Regions from separate parts of the Mus musculus genome. Here region 1 is linked to region 2. Evidence: chromatin loops called from intact Hi-C (ENCODE). Cell type or tissue: heart. All regions are shown on one strand. Links, peaks and the distances in the headings refer to the core of each region. The heading gives the core; the rest is flanking DNA.

What was found. Peaks named below come from ENCODE experiments on the same cell type or tissue, not always from the same donor. Only the 100,000 strongest peaks of a DNase experiment are listed, where the experiment ranks them.
Region 1: a loop joins it to region 2, with 2.1 times the contacts of the local background. A loop is called at or near these places in 2 of 42 quality-filtered maps.

What each region holds. Positions count from the first base shown.
Region 1 is chr5:52,882,927-52,890,882 of GRCm38, forward strand. Gm30241 (a long non-coding RNA gene) reads left to right here and starts at 1,882. Exons shown (of 3, transcript XR_376955.4): 1 at 1,882-2,650; 2 at 3,169-3,304; 3 at 3,641-3,936. In heart, for the core only: a CTCF peak has its summit at 4,386 (motif pointing left); no DNase peak of the experiment used is centred there.
Region 2 is chr5:53,249,862-53,257,817 of GRCm38, forward strand. No RefSeq gene overlaps it. Among named protein-coding and RNA genes, the nearest start is that of Gm30519, 6.9 kb to the left of the region's middle. In heart, for the core only: no CTCF peak of the experiment used is centred there; no DNase peak of the experiment used is centred there; H3K27ac peaks cover 441 bases.

The sequences.
Region 1 (7,956 bases), core at 2,890-5,389, 370 kb before region 2:
TAAAGTTCATGAAATATCAGAGACCTTAAAATTTTATGTGTGATTTCAACTATGGGAGGAGTAGAGCAAGCGTCAGCATGAATGACGACACTGCAGGGATAAGGGTTTGAATGGGGGCTGTGCCTTCTAATGTAACTAATGACAGGGATGGCTCAGTGGGTAAAGGCACTTGCAGCCCAGCCTGATGACCTGAGTTCAACTCTAGGACCCACATGGTAGAAGGAGAGAACCTATTCCCAGAGGCTGCCATCTGATTTCCATGTGCATGTGCCATAGAATGCGTGTGCACATGCAAATACCTATACATATATCCAAAAGAAGACAAGATCTTAGACGCGACTGAAGTCCCCTTGGTAACCTTTCTCAGTCCTTTCTTTCATCCGTCTCTCTGGACATGCTAATCCCCAGGCACGTGCTTACACTGTGACTATATGCATTGTCTCCATATCATGTATAAGATCATGTATTTTTTTTTTATGTGTCTGTGTCGTGGTTAAAGCACAGAGTAAGAGAACCGGAAGTGGGCGGGGCTATGAGCTCCCAAAGCCCGCCTACTGTGACGTACATCTTCCAGCAAGGATCACCTTTTAAAGATTCTCTAACCTTCCCAAACAGCACGACTAGCCAGAGAGCAAGTGTTCTAATACGTAAACCTATGGGGACATTTCTCACTCATGCTACCTTTACACACTTATGTTAGGATACATACTTGTCCACTGTTATGTCACTACACCCATCTAGCCTTCTGAAGCTTACCTGTGTGTGTCATTCAGTATCTGCTTTGAGAGCCTTACTCAAAGTGACACAGAGGACAGTTACAGTCCCTCTGAACCTGCCCTCTGCAGGGTCCTCCAGTGACCTTACACATTACAAGCTTCTGGCCCAGACTTCTGCCTGTGACCATGTGGACCATTGCAAGTTTGGGGCACCGTGAATAAATACTTCAATTAACATTTCCTTATGCCCATCTCTTGTGTGCTTGTGAGAGTTTCACTAGAGTATTGGTCAAACTGTCATGCCTTAACCAAATAAACAGATAAGCAGGCCAGGAGGGCACTGTATGGTGAATCTTCGCTGTCAACTTGACCAGATTTAGAATCACCCAGGAGACCAGAGGTGCGTCTCTGCAGGTCTTAAAGGGGGTTAACTGAAGGTGAATGGCAAGATTCTGTGGTCTGGAGATCCAGACAGAATAACGGGGGTGGGGGTGGGGGTGGAGCGAGAGAGCGCGCAGAATGGCACGCCTCTGCCTCCTCGTTCCTGTGAGCAGGTCCACTGTGAGGGCCTTTCTCCTTACTCTCTGTGACTATGGGCTTTCCCCAGACTCTCCTGCCACAGGCAGTGCCACCATGCCTAGAACTAAGGCTCTGCAACCATGAACCCATTGTTCCTGCAGTGTGCTGTCACAATGATGACAAGGATGGAGTCTCGTGCCCATAAGCCTGCTGACAGAACTACCCCCACAGGATTGCACTAGGACACTAAAATTGCCCAAAGGGCACTGTAGACCGTGCAGGAAACACTTGTGTGGGTACGCCGCCCTTCTTTTCCTCCTTCCATCCTTACTCCCTCTACTCCCAACCCCACATCCCTGCTAGATCCTTTCCCAGATTCATGTTTTGCTTTGGTTTTGTGACTCATTTAGTTTTATCAGGGGCTTCGGTGCAAGCACTGGATTGGAGCTACCCACTGGAGCCTTGGGTGTGTGTGTGTGTCACCAGTGGATATACAACTGAAGATAGTGACTCACCCTCCCTCCTGCCCCCTGAATTATAGCAAATAGTCCAGCAGTGAGGAGCCACGTCCCTGGATCACGTCCTTCATCTACTGTCTGCCTGTTTGACAGGCTCTCTTCCGGGGCAGATTCTTATGAATCTATAAGAGCTCTTATGTTAAAAAAATTAACATACACTTTTTCTCAGTTTGCCTTTAAAAAAGATCCCCTTGCTTCAGCTACATTCATCACTCAATACCACAGTACACGGATCTCCACGGACTGTCCATCCCTGAGTAAATCCAATACAACGAAGAAGGGAGGTGTCCCTCTGTTACATTGATTTCAGAGTGGAATTGTCAGACCAAGGAAGCTACAAAAATGCAGCCTCATGGTTTACTGCCCAGTCGTTCTCCACAGTGAACAGCACCCAGTTAAACTCTCCCAGCAGGGCTAACAGTGCCTGTCACGTTGCGTCTCTTTTAGTGCTTCCAAATACTTTATGTGCTAAAGGAAAAGTGTTGTTAGCCTACAGTCTAAGGACTTAACTGTGGACAAGGCACTTCAACATCACCTGCCTGAGTCTCCACTCACTCTTCTAAGCACTTTCTGAGCTTCTGCTTCTGCCGATGAGGAAACTGAGATGTGCTCAGGGTCCTAGAGAGGTGGGGAGGATGCTGTTGGACACAAGACTGTCCACCCACTACTGAGCCCTGCCCACCTCCCACCAACTCCTCTCTAGTCCCAATGTCTTATTTCTGCAGAGAAGGGCAGCACTGTGTGAGGCAGTGAGGGGTACAGAGCCTTGAGCACACAGGTCTGCTCCCTAGAAGGGCCTCCAGAGGTGCCTTCGGGAACATGGCATGTCCCCTCTACTGCTGCGTTGTTTCCAGAACCTCGACATGTGTCCTTGAGGGAGAGGAGACTTGAGGACAAGTATTTATACATTTATTTTTTATTTTATGTGTATAGGTGTTTTGTGTGTGTGTGTGTGTGTGTGTGTGTGTGTGTGTGTGTGTGTGTATGTGTACTACATGAGTGTGGTACTCACAGAGGCCAGAAGAGGGCACCATAGAGCTAGAGTTCCAGATGGTTGTGAGCAGCCATGTGCATGCTGGGAATGGAACCCAAGTCTTCTAGAACAGCCAATGCTCTTAACAACTAAACCATCTCTCTAGCTGCAAGAAGGGTAATTTAGCTGCTCCAAGTTTCTGGTCATTGCTATACACTATTCTCAGTGCCAACTCTGTTTCATCTCATTTATTTCCTACTACTCTCTCCCCATCTTTCTGCCTAACAGGGAGTCTGTCTAACTCCTAGTCTCTCACACAGAACCAAGCAGATTAAATGACTTCTTTAAAGAGTACAGTTTATAGAGAGTATTCCCATACCCATTTTGCAGATGTAAGGAGGAAAGGTGGGGGGTCGTCACCCCTGTGTTCTTATTCCCACAGACACCCTTGGTCTTTTGCATTGGTTTCTCCTCTTCTTTCTACATCAAGAGAGATGTCAAGGAGATGGAGCCTCAGGGGACGGAGCTTCAGTTTATGTTTCGACTCAAGGCTCCTTCGAAGCTGCCAATCATCCTGTGTGAGCTACCGTTCACATCTGACATCAGAACATCACAGCAACTGATCCCACATGGCCCTCACCTATAGCATTTCCTGTTATGACGTTATTAATTTTGTTTACCTAGCTGAGGCAGTGCTGATCCGGCACCCTCACTGTAGACTGTACTCTGTAAAGGAGTCATCTAATCTGCCTGATTCCGCGTGAGAGACCAAGAGTTAGACAGACTCCCTGTTAGGCAGAAAGATGGGGAGAGAGTAGTAGGAAATAAAGATGGAGAAGTTCCCAAGACGTAATCCTTCCTCAGCCTCCTTACTTGACACAAAAAACCAGGCAGCTTTTGTATCCCACCAACAGGTCCCCTGCTGACGGACTGGCTCAGCAAGTTCAAGACTGGATCAGAACATAGGAACACAATAGTTGCTGACCAAGCAACCATCTTGTCTGTCTTCAAATTGACCAACTGTAAGGTGGGAGGGGAAAATTCTCCGGAGCTTTTAAAACCCCAGCCCTCAGGACGAGACTGGGCTTCTGGATTTTCGAGTCGTCCCCCTGGCGCCTCCACCACCCCCGCTCCGTTGGCTTCTCAGAGGGTCTTTTTCTCAGTCGTCACCTGTGCTTTCTCCCCCCTCAATAAATGCCTTTCTCCAGCCTCTGGGTCTTCAGTGCTTGAGGTTTCTCTTTTGCTACCTGTTGCGCCGCAGAATTTTCCTGTCTTTGAATTCTTTTTTTTGTTTGTTTGTTTTGTTTTGTTGTTGTTGTTTGTTTTTGTTTTTGTTTTTCCCTTGACAGGGTTTCTCTGTATAGCCCTAGCTGTCCTGGAACTCACTCTGTAGACCAGGCTGGCCTCGAACTCAGAAATCTGCCTGCCTCTGCCTCCCAAGTGCTAACTGGCAGAGAAATCGAACCGGAACAAGACTCCTAGACTGTATCACGTGGGTGTCCTCCAGAACGTTGGTGTGAATCAATGTGACCATGCTTCGTGGTAAACACTTGGAGAGAGACCGGAGAGAGAGCCACCCGGGTTACTAAGAACTGAGATGAATTTCCTGAGGAGCTGTGTACGGGGAGAAAGAGAGAGACTCCCTCTAGTGGTCATCTGTGGGAGCACCAACTGGGAACTCGGTTGAAACAGCAGTTAAGGGACTTAATCTTTCTCAGTCCAGAGAAGAGTTGCCCACGTTGGCTTCTCTACCTTCGTGGGACTGTGTATTCACATTCCACTGTGGATGTCTTGATGAATAAGTACCAAATTCTAGTCCATGCGTGCATCTGTCTGTCTGTCTGTCTGTCTGTCTCTTTTCCTCAAGAGTGCAGCTCTGGGAATTGAAGCCAGGACTTTACCCATGGTGGGCAAACTGCTCTACCACTGAATGTCATCTCTAACCAGCACTCAATATATATTTTAATACTGCCTATCCATCCCCCCTAAGTCTGTTATCAATATTGACCTGTGATTCGCCCAACAAGCCTATGAATGATGTTGGGGATAGAGAATAGAAGACACACATGGGGAAGGATGAGAGAAGGGGGCTTGGTCTTCGTAGCTTTGGATGAGCCACTATCCCTTCTGAGTGCAGACTTTCTCCTGTGACTGTTTTAAAGTCACCCATGCTCCTGTCCTTAATTCCCCACTCCTTGCTCTGTAAGTAATCCTAACCAGTCATTGGTTTACCCAGAGCGAACGTTAGTGGAATCACTTTGCGTTGTCATTGGGACCCTGGGAGGAGGAGGAGGAGGAGGAGGAGGAGGAGGACTAGGAGGAGGAGGAGGACTAGGACGAGGAGGAGGAGGAGGTGTTGTTGTCGTCCGTGTGTCCTCCATGGGAGGAACTTTAATAACAGAGGCACTTTGAGAAAACGTGACTTAGACTACCCTTCTCTGTGTACGCTTGTTTGTGTGTGCTCGCGCAAGCGCAAGACATGCGCATGCGTATAGAGCGGGTGGTCACTGCCTTTGTCCCTCAAGTGCCATCCACCTCATTTTCATGAGACAGGGTCTCTCATTGGCCGAGAACTCACCTAGTGAGCTAGGCTGGCTGGCCAGTGACCCTCCAGAATCTGCCTGTCTTCACCTCCCCAGCACTGAAATTACACATGCGCACTGCTACAACTTGGCTCTCTGGAACAGGTTCTGGAGGGATTCGAATTTGGCCCTCATGCTTGCAAGGCACATTTACTGACTGAGCCATCACCCCAGCCCTTTGCCCATGGTTTCTTGACTTTCTTTATAGAGAAGGCACCATAGATATCCCACCATTTAAGAAATCAATCTGGTCCCAGGAATGACTCGAATACAGTCATCTAAAGTGATTCTGATTTAGGGACCAGTTCTCCTGCCCACGGTGCTTCTGTGAGATGTAGCTGTGGGTCCAGCGCCAACCAGCCCCGGCCAGTGATGCAGCAGAACTGAGAGCTGAGATGACCAGGATGGCAGCCTGAAATATCCGTGTGGGACTGCAACACTCTACTCAACAGCACCCCACCTGCCTCCCTTGCCTGAGAAGTCCGGTTGCCCTGGTGATGGACAGCTGGGGAGTAGCATGCAAAGATACAGAGACAGGCTTGGAAATCTTCATGGAGGGCGGTTGCATCTCTAAGTCCACCTGGGTCAAGATGCTGACTCTGGAGGCAAGATGGATGCTCTGTGAACAGGACTGATCCTAAGGGTAAGCAGACAGACGGAGCCTGCACTTCATTACATTGTCCTGTTGGTAATTCACATGTAGGTGTGGGCCTGTAGCCGAAATGGCTGGCCACCCCAGGTTCTTTTCTATATGGATGTTTTGGTCTCAGACAGTGATCTGCCTGAGCTTGAACCATTCTGCTTTGCCTATAGAGAGGACAGGGAAGCTGGGCCTGGTGGAACAGGCCTGTATTCCCAGATACCTTAGAGGCTAAGGTGAGAGGGTGACAGCTTCAAAGCTTGCCTGGAGCTTGCTTGAAATTTCAGGACAGTTTAGGTAGTGTAGGAAAAAGGGGGGGGGTGTGAAGATGCAGCTTTAATGGTGGAGCACTTGCCTAGTATGTGGGAAGTCCTAGATTCATTCTTGGGTGGTTGGGTGGGTAGGGGAGAGAGACAGAGACAGAGACAGAGACAGACAGAGACAAACTGACTGAGAGGGACACAAAGAGAGACAGAGAAAGAGAGAGAGAAAGACACAGAGAGACAGACACAGACAGTGACCAGGACACAAACAAACAGAAAGAGAGTCAGAGAGAAATGGAGACAGAGAGACATAGAGAGAGAAACAAACAGAGACAGAGACAAACTGACCAAGAAGGACACAGAGACAGGGAGAGAGACAGAGAGAAATAGAGACAGAGAAAAAGAGAGAGATAAAGACACAGAGAGACAGACACAGGCAGTGACAGAGACACAGAAAAATGAGAGAGAGAGAGAGAGAGAGAGAGAGAGAGAGAGAGAGAGAAGACTTGACTTGCATGAGACAGTGTCTGTTTACAGCCTTCATCATTGCCCCTCACCCTGGAGACCAAGTTGGGAGAGCCATGGGCAGCCGGCCTTCTCTCCTCATCACCATTGTGTCCACTCCTAAGCTCGCTGTGTGGCTTTGGGAGGGAAGGTTTGGAAGAGCTGGAGGAAGCAGCCATGCTCAGGGCCAGCCCTCAGCCTCTGAGGCCTCCTTGTTGGCTTTGTGTCATTATTCTTTGTTTGTTTGTATGAGGCTGGATCTCTGTAGCCCAGGCTGGCCCCAGAACAGGAGACGGTCTCCTGATGAGCTTCCCAATTGTTGGGATTATAAGCATGAACCACCACGTATCATGGCCCGTCTAGGGCTCCTTAGGCTTCCATTGTGATTCAGCTTCTCAATTTAGAGGAAATACCTGTTTCAAAAACACGGGGGTGGGCTGGTCCCTGTGGCTATACTGGTTTACCTAGTCCTCGCAGGAGGAAACCTCAAGCAGGAAGCCACCACCACTGGGATTCCTTTACTGCACAACTCTGCCTCAGGCAGGAGACATGGCGAGATTCAAAGCTGGGTCTTCAGGAGAAAGCAGTCTCACAGAAGTCCTGTGCAGAAATAGCCACAGTGGCCAACATGGTCCCCCCTGAGCCACATGCGGGCTAGGTACAGGTCAGGACTGTCAGTTCTGTGTGGGAAGAGTCACTTGTGCATTGCTGTGTGGGTCACTGACTCGGTGAGCAGACACTGAGTGAGCAGACAGGCTAGAGAGGGCCAGTTCAGCAGTGAGCAGGCAGAGAGGACCCCTTTCCCTGGTGGTGACAATGTGATGTAACTGTCACGTTGATGGTTTTCCTTCACTCTGTATCCTCTGTCTTCTGGAGGAACTTGTAGATGGCAGGGAGTTCAGCTTTCTGTTTCCACAAGACTTGTGTACCTGGACTCCTCCGTTGTACATGTTCAGGAAATAGTGAAGGAATGAATTGTGTACATTCATTCTGGCATCTCCTCGGGCCAAGTGCTGGTAATATTATAGGTGAGAGAGTCTGGGCCCTAGCTCCAGGGCTCCTGGTCTGGCCAGGAGAGCCAGTAGAGTACACAGCTACTTCACAATCCTGTGCCCTCAGGATGATGTAAGCACAGAGGGGCTAGGCCATGATAATCCAGGAAGGCTGAGAATCCTGGAGGAGAAATTTTTTCTGAGCAGTGGATTGGTGTAGTGACATTTTGGGAATTCTGGAATTTTGAC
Region 2 (7,956 bases), core at 3,614-6,113:
GAAGATGCCAAGGGAAACAGCCTGCAGATGCCTTGTTCCCATGCTAGTCCTATGGGAGTCACAGACATCAGGAATCCCAGGGACTATGATTAGGCCTGAGCATGTCATCCTGACAACTGGGATAAGAAAGATTGTGAACCTTCCCCAGACCCCAAGGTAATGAAATAATTAACAAGAAACAGGCTTTTCCTCTCTTCCCAAGGGAGGTGAGGTCTGCAGGTGTCTTAGCCCTGCAGTTATATCTCTTGAGTGTGTGAATCACGTAGGAAATGGGAATGTTCATTCAATTCACTGAGTAGTCACTGAGCACCTACTATGTGCCAGGTGCTCTGTAAGGTGCTGGGGACACAGCAAGATAGACCCATCAGCCTGCCTTCGAGAATGGGGAAACAATGAACGTGCCATGGGTGGTTTAGGGGTGATGGGAGGGAAAAGCAAGAGGAACAATAGAGACTGAGGAGAGATGGGGACATAGTCAGAGCCAAGGTGGACACAGGTCCTGATGTAGGTGTCCCGGTCCATTTTCTGTTATCTTAACGATACCACAGAGGGAGTAATTTTTAAAGGTCAAAGGTGTATTTGGATCTCCATTCTGGAGGCTGAACATGTGGCCATAGCTGGCAAGGGACACCCTGGCTGCAGGTATGGAGTCCCAGCGTGCCACATGGCAAGGCAAAAGTCCCTGCCCAGGTCTTGCCTCTTTTTCTTAAAAAGCCACAGACCCATTTTGTTAGAGCCACACCCTCATCTCTTTAATGAACCTTTCTTATTTCCCAGAAGTCCTACCTCCAAATACCACAGTCAAATTCATTTTCCACTTACCTCATGTTTCCCAACAGGACTTAAATTTCACATGAGTTCTGGCGGGGCCATTCAAGCCACAGCACAAATGTCATGTGAACAGACACTCAGATCACAAGTAAAGCCAACGGGAATAAACATTTCAGACAAAGGAGATGTAATGTCAAAGCCCTGAGGCTGGGTCTTCATTGGTGTGGAGATCTAGACAGAGACAAACCATCTAGAAGCATCTTGGAAATAAGATATCAGGATATGGTCCAGAATGAGGGCGGAGTCTCTAGGATATTTGAATAAAAGATTCTAAGTTTGATCTCAATCTGTGTGTGTGTGTGTGTGTGTGTGTGTGTGTGTGTGTGTGTGCACATGCATATGTAGATCAGAGGTCAAAAACCTTGGGTGTCATTCCTCAGGAACTGTCTACCTCATTTTTTCTCTTTCTCTTTTTTAAAACTAGGTCTTTTGCTGATTTAGAGGCTAGGCTGGCTAGCACAGTACCCTAAAAATCCACTAGACTCCACCACCCCAGTGCTGGGATCACAAATGGGTGCCAGGGTCTCTCTTTTTTTTCCTTTAAAATCTTGGGTCCCTGTGCTTTAGTGACAAGCACCTTATAGAGTGAGCCCTCATCCCCAGCTCTCTGACTTCAGTATCTAAAAGTGTAGCCTGGCAGCAATGTGGAGATTGGCTATGGGGTGGAGACAGGGCAGAGACAGAAATATTTGGTGTGACTGACAGTCCACATGGGATGGCAGTGTGTTTGTGATGTCTCTCATGACAGTTCTAATAAACCTTAAATACATGGGTAGATGACATTTTTAGCAAGGGTTTATATAGCACTCGGCAGGGTTCTCTAGTTTCCGAATTCCCAAGTTAAGGTAGTGTTTCGGAAAAGCTGATGGACCATTTTAGCCTCCCTGGGACTGAGGAGTGGACATGGCACAAGCAAGAATTGACCCTGAAGGGTTAAGAAAGCTGGCTGAGCAGGAAAACATTTTGCTAACGTCCAGGGTGCACAGGGGCTGCATAACTGTGTCCTTGAAATGTCAAAGGCACGCTTGCTCGCTTGCCCATTAACATCCAAGCATGGAGCTACCTTTCACAGATATCCTTCAAGGACATGATGGATACAGTAAGGTTGGAGACAGTCCTAAGACTGTGAAGGCTACTGGTGACAATGGGGAACAGTCTCTGTGTCTACTTTTTGCTGACTGTAGCCATTAATATAGCCTTTTTTCCCCTTTCCTTTTGTTTTCCTTTTTTTTCTTCCCCCAGGCTTTCGGGCAACCATGTCTTTATGTGCATAAAGGACAGAGGTGTTAAAGGTTATTATTCAATGTAGCACATGCTGGAATCGGATTTGTCTTCTCCTTGGATATGAAGTGTCCACTTCAGGTCTGCTTCTCTGTAGAGAGCAGCCTGCTGAACACAGATTGATGCTCCAGGATAAAAATGGAATCTTTTCCAAGTAGGCTCTCACTGAGCAGGAATATGGCCGCGGCTCCTGACAGTGAGGAAATCCACATTCTAGCTGGGAGGAAGCAATCCAGAAACTCTTGAGTAGAGGGGCACTGGCCCGAGCGGGTGTGCTGCTCAACTGTGAGCCTCTATCACTTATCTTGGCAGATAGGAAATTGGAATTTGGGAGGGAACTTTTACATCAGTCTCTCGGATCCAATAATACTCCTGCTCCCTGCTAAGCCCCTACTTATGCTGCTCTCTGTTTAGAGGGCTGCTAAGGGCCTCGGGGCTGGAACTGCGGGTAGGGGACCGCCCATTGTCCCTTCTTGGAGCAGTTGGTGTTGCTTCCCTAACATCACTCGCCTCCGGTACTGCTTTCTCTCTTCCTGCCCTTCCCAGGGACACTTCAGTAAACCAGAATAGTGTGACTTTGCCTCATTGCCTGCTGTGTCCCTGTACCACCCTCATCTTATTTTATGTTGAAGTCCTCACGTGCTGGTTCAGGTTTTTGTCAGCTTCATACAAGCCAGGGTCATCTGGGGGAGGGAACCTCAAATCGAGAAATGCCTCCATCCGACTTCATTACAGGCAAGTCTATGGGAGGGAGCATTTTCACAATTAGTGGTTGATGTGAGAGAGCCGGGCACATTGTAGGCAGTGTCACCCCTGGGCACGTGGTCCTAGGTTGTATAAAAGGAGTAAACTGAGCAAGCCACAGAGATCAAGTCAGTAAGCATTGTCCTTCCATGGTCTCTGCTTCAGCCTCTACCTCCAAATGCCCACCTGGACCTCTTGCCCTGCCTTCCTTCATGGTGGGCTGTGCTCAGGGTCAAAAGAATCCTTTCTTCCCCAAATTGCTTTGGGCCATGATGGTTATCACAACATAGAAATCCAACTAGGACACCTAATCTCTAGTACGTGGTCCTGAGGAGGTGAGATCTGTAAGAGATCATTAATTAGGTCATGAGGGTGGAGCTCTTATGATTGGCAGTACTTTTAAAACATAGCGTGTGCACACACATATACAGAGGGAGAGGAGAAAGAGAGAAAGACAGAGAGAGAGAGAGACAGAGACAGACAGAGAGAGACAAAGAGAGTTACACACTAGACTTCTTCATCCCACTTCTCTCATATGAGGCTATGAAAAGAAATCAGCATGCCAGGAATGGAGCCCTCACCAGATCTGGGCTCTCCCTCACCCTGATCTTTAACTTCCCAGCCTCTGCAACTCTGAAGATGAATGTCCATTGTTTAACCTGCTCTGTCTGTGATCTGTGCCAAGTTTGTGGTATTGCAGCAGAGGAAGAGACCGAGTAAGAACACATGCACTTACTAAATAACCATAGGCAAGGCTTAATCTCTCTGTGCCTCTGTTTCCCTTTCTGTACAATGGGGATGTCAATCCCGTCCGGGTAGAGATTCTCTGTAACAGATGTTATGATGTACATTGTAGAGCAGCCTCACTACTGTTCATTGCTACTGTCCTAGTGTGCTTTCTGTTGATGTGATAAACACCGTCACCAAAGGCCACTAGGGGAGAGAGTGGCTTGTTATTTTATCTTACAGTTTACAGTCTATCACGAATGGAAGTCAGAGCAGCAACTCCAGGCAGGAGCTTGGGGCCAGGAACTGAAACCGAGGCTGTGGACGAGCACCACCACTCGCATGAGATTGGGCCCTCCCATATCAATTATTGCCTAGAGGCTGGCTTTTATGGAGGCGTTTTTGTCAGCTGAAGTTCCCTCTTCCCAGATGTCCCTAGCTTATGTCAAGTTGGAAAAAACAAAAGCCTAGCTATCTAAACAGCACACCTCCTGTAGCCAGCGAACGGGACGCATGGGTTGCTGTAGTATCTCATCAGAGGCTTCAACTTCAGTATGCAAACTATGGAGGTGCTTAAGAGGTGACCTGGGCTATAGTTGGCGTGTGGGAAATCATGGCAAAAGCTGTGATAGGTTGAAGAGAGCTGGAAATGCTGGGTCTCTGCTTCCATTCAGAGCTGTTCTGCCCCTAGCCCCTGGCAGCTGGTCTTTGTGGTAGCCAGTTGAACTGACTGGGGGCGATCTGCAATGCCAACCCATCAGTCTCCTGATCCCCTGGGCTGCTCCCTTTCACAAGCAAGCCACCACGAAAGCTGCCATCTGACAGTGACACTCGGGCACGGCAGGTGAAAACCAACAGTCAGCTGTGGGGTGAGCTTGACGGGAAGTTCAATCATACCATGAATTGATCAGAGTCCTCAGCCAGGGGTGGAGGGATTGCTCAACAGGTAAAGGTGCTTGCTGCCAAAGCCAATGGACTGAGTTTGATTCCTAGGACCCAGATAATGAAGAAGAGAACTATAACTACAAGAGCTGCCCTCTGATTCCCACATGGTATGGTGCCAAGTACCATGCCATGATGAATATGCCCCCTACTGCACATGAACACTAAGTAAATGTAGAACTAATGTTAAAAGGTCTTCCCAACCAGCCATAGAATGGCAAAAGATAACAATGGTTTTAATTTGTTTTGTTTTGTTTTGTTTTGTTTTTCGAGACAGGGTTTCTCTGTGTAGCCCTGACTGTCCTGGAACTCACTTTGTAGACCAGGCTGGCCTCGAACTCAGAAATCTGCCTGCCTCTATGTCTCAAGTGCTGGGATTAAAGGCACGCGCCACCACCACCCGGCATGGTTTTAATTTTTCAGCAGTCAGTTTGGAGTAGATATGAAGCCACAGACATTGGGAATTGGTTTTAGGGGAGAGGTGGTCTTCAAGCTATTACAGAAAGGGGGTGGCTAAGAATGGCTTGACAGGATGGTGAGGTGACAGAGGCTCTTAAGGGAAAGCCATCATGCAGTGGGGGTGGGGAAGAATTGAGTGAGCACCAGAGGCACCTGCAGAAGCTGAAGGCTGCTAGAAGGGAGGGTGGAATGAGGCCAAGAAAGCAAAGGCCAGAAGGCTGTCACTCCGAATTGCTGTGGCTTTGGGATAAGCTCTTCTCATTGTCAGGAATCAAAACTCATTCCTGCCCTTTCGAGTGAAGGGGCTTTGTGGGAAACAGCACTTGGACTTACGGATGGGAAGAAAGGACTCTGGGGGGATTAAGAACTTCAGAAAGATTGGACCTCCCAGGAAGATGGGGTTGAAGGCTGTGTACTCTACTCCGGAAACCCCTCACATGCTCTGTGAAGGCCACTGTGTGATGTGTAGCCCCAGCTGCCAGATATCCTAACTTCCTCTCTGGTCTCTTCCACCTTCTTTGGGGAGAAGGGATTCATAAGGAGCAAACAAGTCACAGCCCAGTGTCTGCACTCATGCTCTCCCCACAGGTCACAGCCCAGTGTCTGCACTCATGCTCTCCCCACAGGTCACAGCCCAGTGTCTGCACTGTGGTCTCCCCACCTGGACTGCTCTCCACAGGACTCCCTCCTCCTCATTCAACTCTTAACCTATATCAGATTCTCATCACCTGTTCAATCTTCTTCCTAGATCTTACGGCTCTTATCATTTCCCTTGAAAAATAGCTGTTTTCAAGAGGTATAGCAGTGCATCCTGGCACTCTGCAGGTTGAGGCAAGTGAATCTCTGAGTTTGATGACAGCCTGGTCTACATAGTGAGTTTCAGGCCATCCAGGGCTATGTAGAGAGACCGTCTGAAAAACAAAAACGTATGTATGTATGTATGTATGTATGTATGTATGTATGTATGTATGTATAGGATGGTTAGATGGCTCACTGGGTAACGATATGTGCCACCAAGAATCACAATCTGAATTTGATCCCCAGAACCCATTTGGTAAAAGGAGAGAACAGACTCCCACAGGTTGTCTTCTGACCTCCATATGCATGCCATGGTACGCGCGCGCGTGTGTGTGTGTGTATGTGTGTGTGTATATATATATATATATATATATATATATATATATATATATACATATATATATACACACATACACACATATATATGTATATATATATATATGTGTGTGTATATATATATATATATACACACATACACACATATATACACACACACACTAAATTAAAACGAACCTGCAAGGACTGGATGGACCTGGCCTTGGTTCTTAGCACCCACATCAGGCAAGTCACAACGACCTGTCACTCCAGGTCCAGGGTATCTGATGCCCTCTTCTTACATCCACAGGCATTTATGTGCATGGGGTGCACATAAACCCACACAGACCCACCTACATCCGCCTAAATAACCATAGGTAAACATTTTAATAAAGGTAAAAATATCTGTCTTTAGTTGCTTCCCTAGCAAGAAGGGCCCATTCCGTGATGACTGCACAGCGCCTGTTCAACGCTGGAAGCTCCTGGCATACGGTGGGTGCACAACACAAATAATGAGTGAACAAATACTTGAATCCCAGGCAGTAGTCTGGGGGCTTAAGGTATCTTGTTCCTCCTCAGCAGGAGGGATTTGTGGGTCTTTGGTCTAATTCTCCTCAGTTCTCCACCGCTGTTTGCTATTCCCAGGTCTTTCCTCACCATCTAGTCTGCTCCGTGACAGCTTTTGCTTCCCAGCTTGCTCTGACTCCCATCCACACCTCTCTGGAAGCCTGCATCAGCTCCTGCCCCTCCCCCACCCACCCTGGCTTTCAGCTTTCGAGGTGAAATCCCAGAGGCAGACTCCAATTAGGTCCGCCCATCACTGTCTGGGGAAGAGGTGACAAGCTTTGTCTTTTGGGTTTTGGCAGTGTTCTGGGCCCATCTTCCTTGCTGACTTGGTTATGGCCACAGGGTCAGCACATCTAACCCAGGGGAGAACTGTTATTTTGCTCCTCAGAGGTGCTCGGATATAGCAAGGTGGGATCGCAGGCTTCTGAGAGGGGCAGCTCCTTCGCATTGCCATGTTGGAAGGTGATGGAACCTTTAAGAGGTGGAGCTGCAGGGGGGCCGGGGGGGGGTATTAGACTAATTAGAACACAGAGGATATCACCTTTAAAGGGAGTCCAAACTGGTTTTGGTTTTTCAGTGGTAAATTTTGAGACACAGATGATCCAAGTAGGAATTTAGGAAGGAAGAATTCATTTTTGAGAGAAGGGTGTAACTGTTGCAAGATTAGGTTGCTCGAGAAGAGCAAGAACTGGCCTCTCCCCACGTTCTGGCTTCTGGCTGTCACATGATCCTTTCATATGCTCTCTTGCCATTGCTGCCTTCATCAGGAGACAAATTAGTCATTTTTTTTCCTAATCTTAGGCTCTCAGCCTCCAAAATGACGATAAACACCTTCCTTTCTAAGGTTGACAGCTCGGGGTTTTTTGATATAGTAAAAGAAAATGGACTAATACAGCCATCCTCGGAGTGAAATGGCTTAGTGATGGATATCACTTAGAAATGGCATATATAAGATCAGCCAGGAAGCCAGAGAGGGATAATGTCACAAACCATGTCAGGGACAGAGGTGGTGAGGAGCGAACTGAGGTGGTCTCAAACTGGAAGCTTTCTATCAGGTAGGCAAGACTGTATTCTGTAGAAAGCCTGGGTCGCAGACACAGGGTGAAACTGGGTGGTTAGGGTGGCACAGTATAGACCCGTGGTTCTCAACCTATCTAAAACTGCAACCATGTGATACAGTTGTGGTGATCCTCAACCATAAAAGTATTCGTGTAGCTAACTCGTAAGTGAAATTTTTGTTACTGTAATGAATGTAGAGATCTGTCTTTTACGATGGTGTTAATCGACATCCCC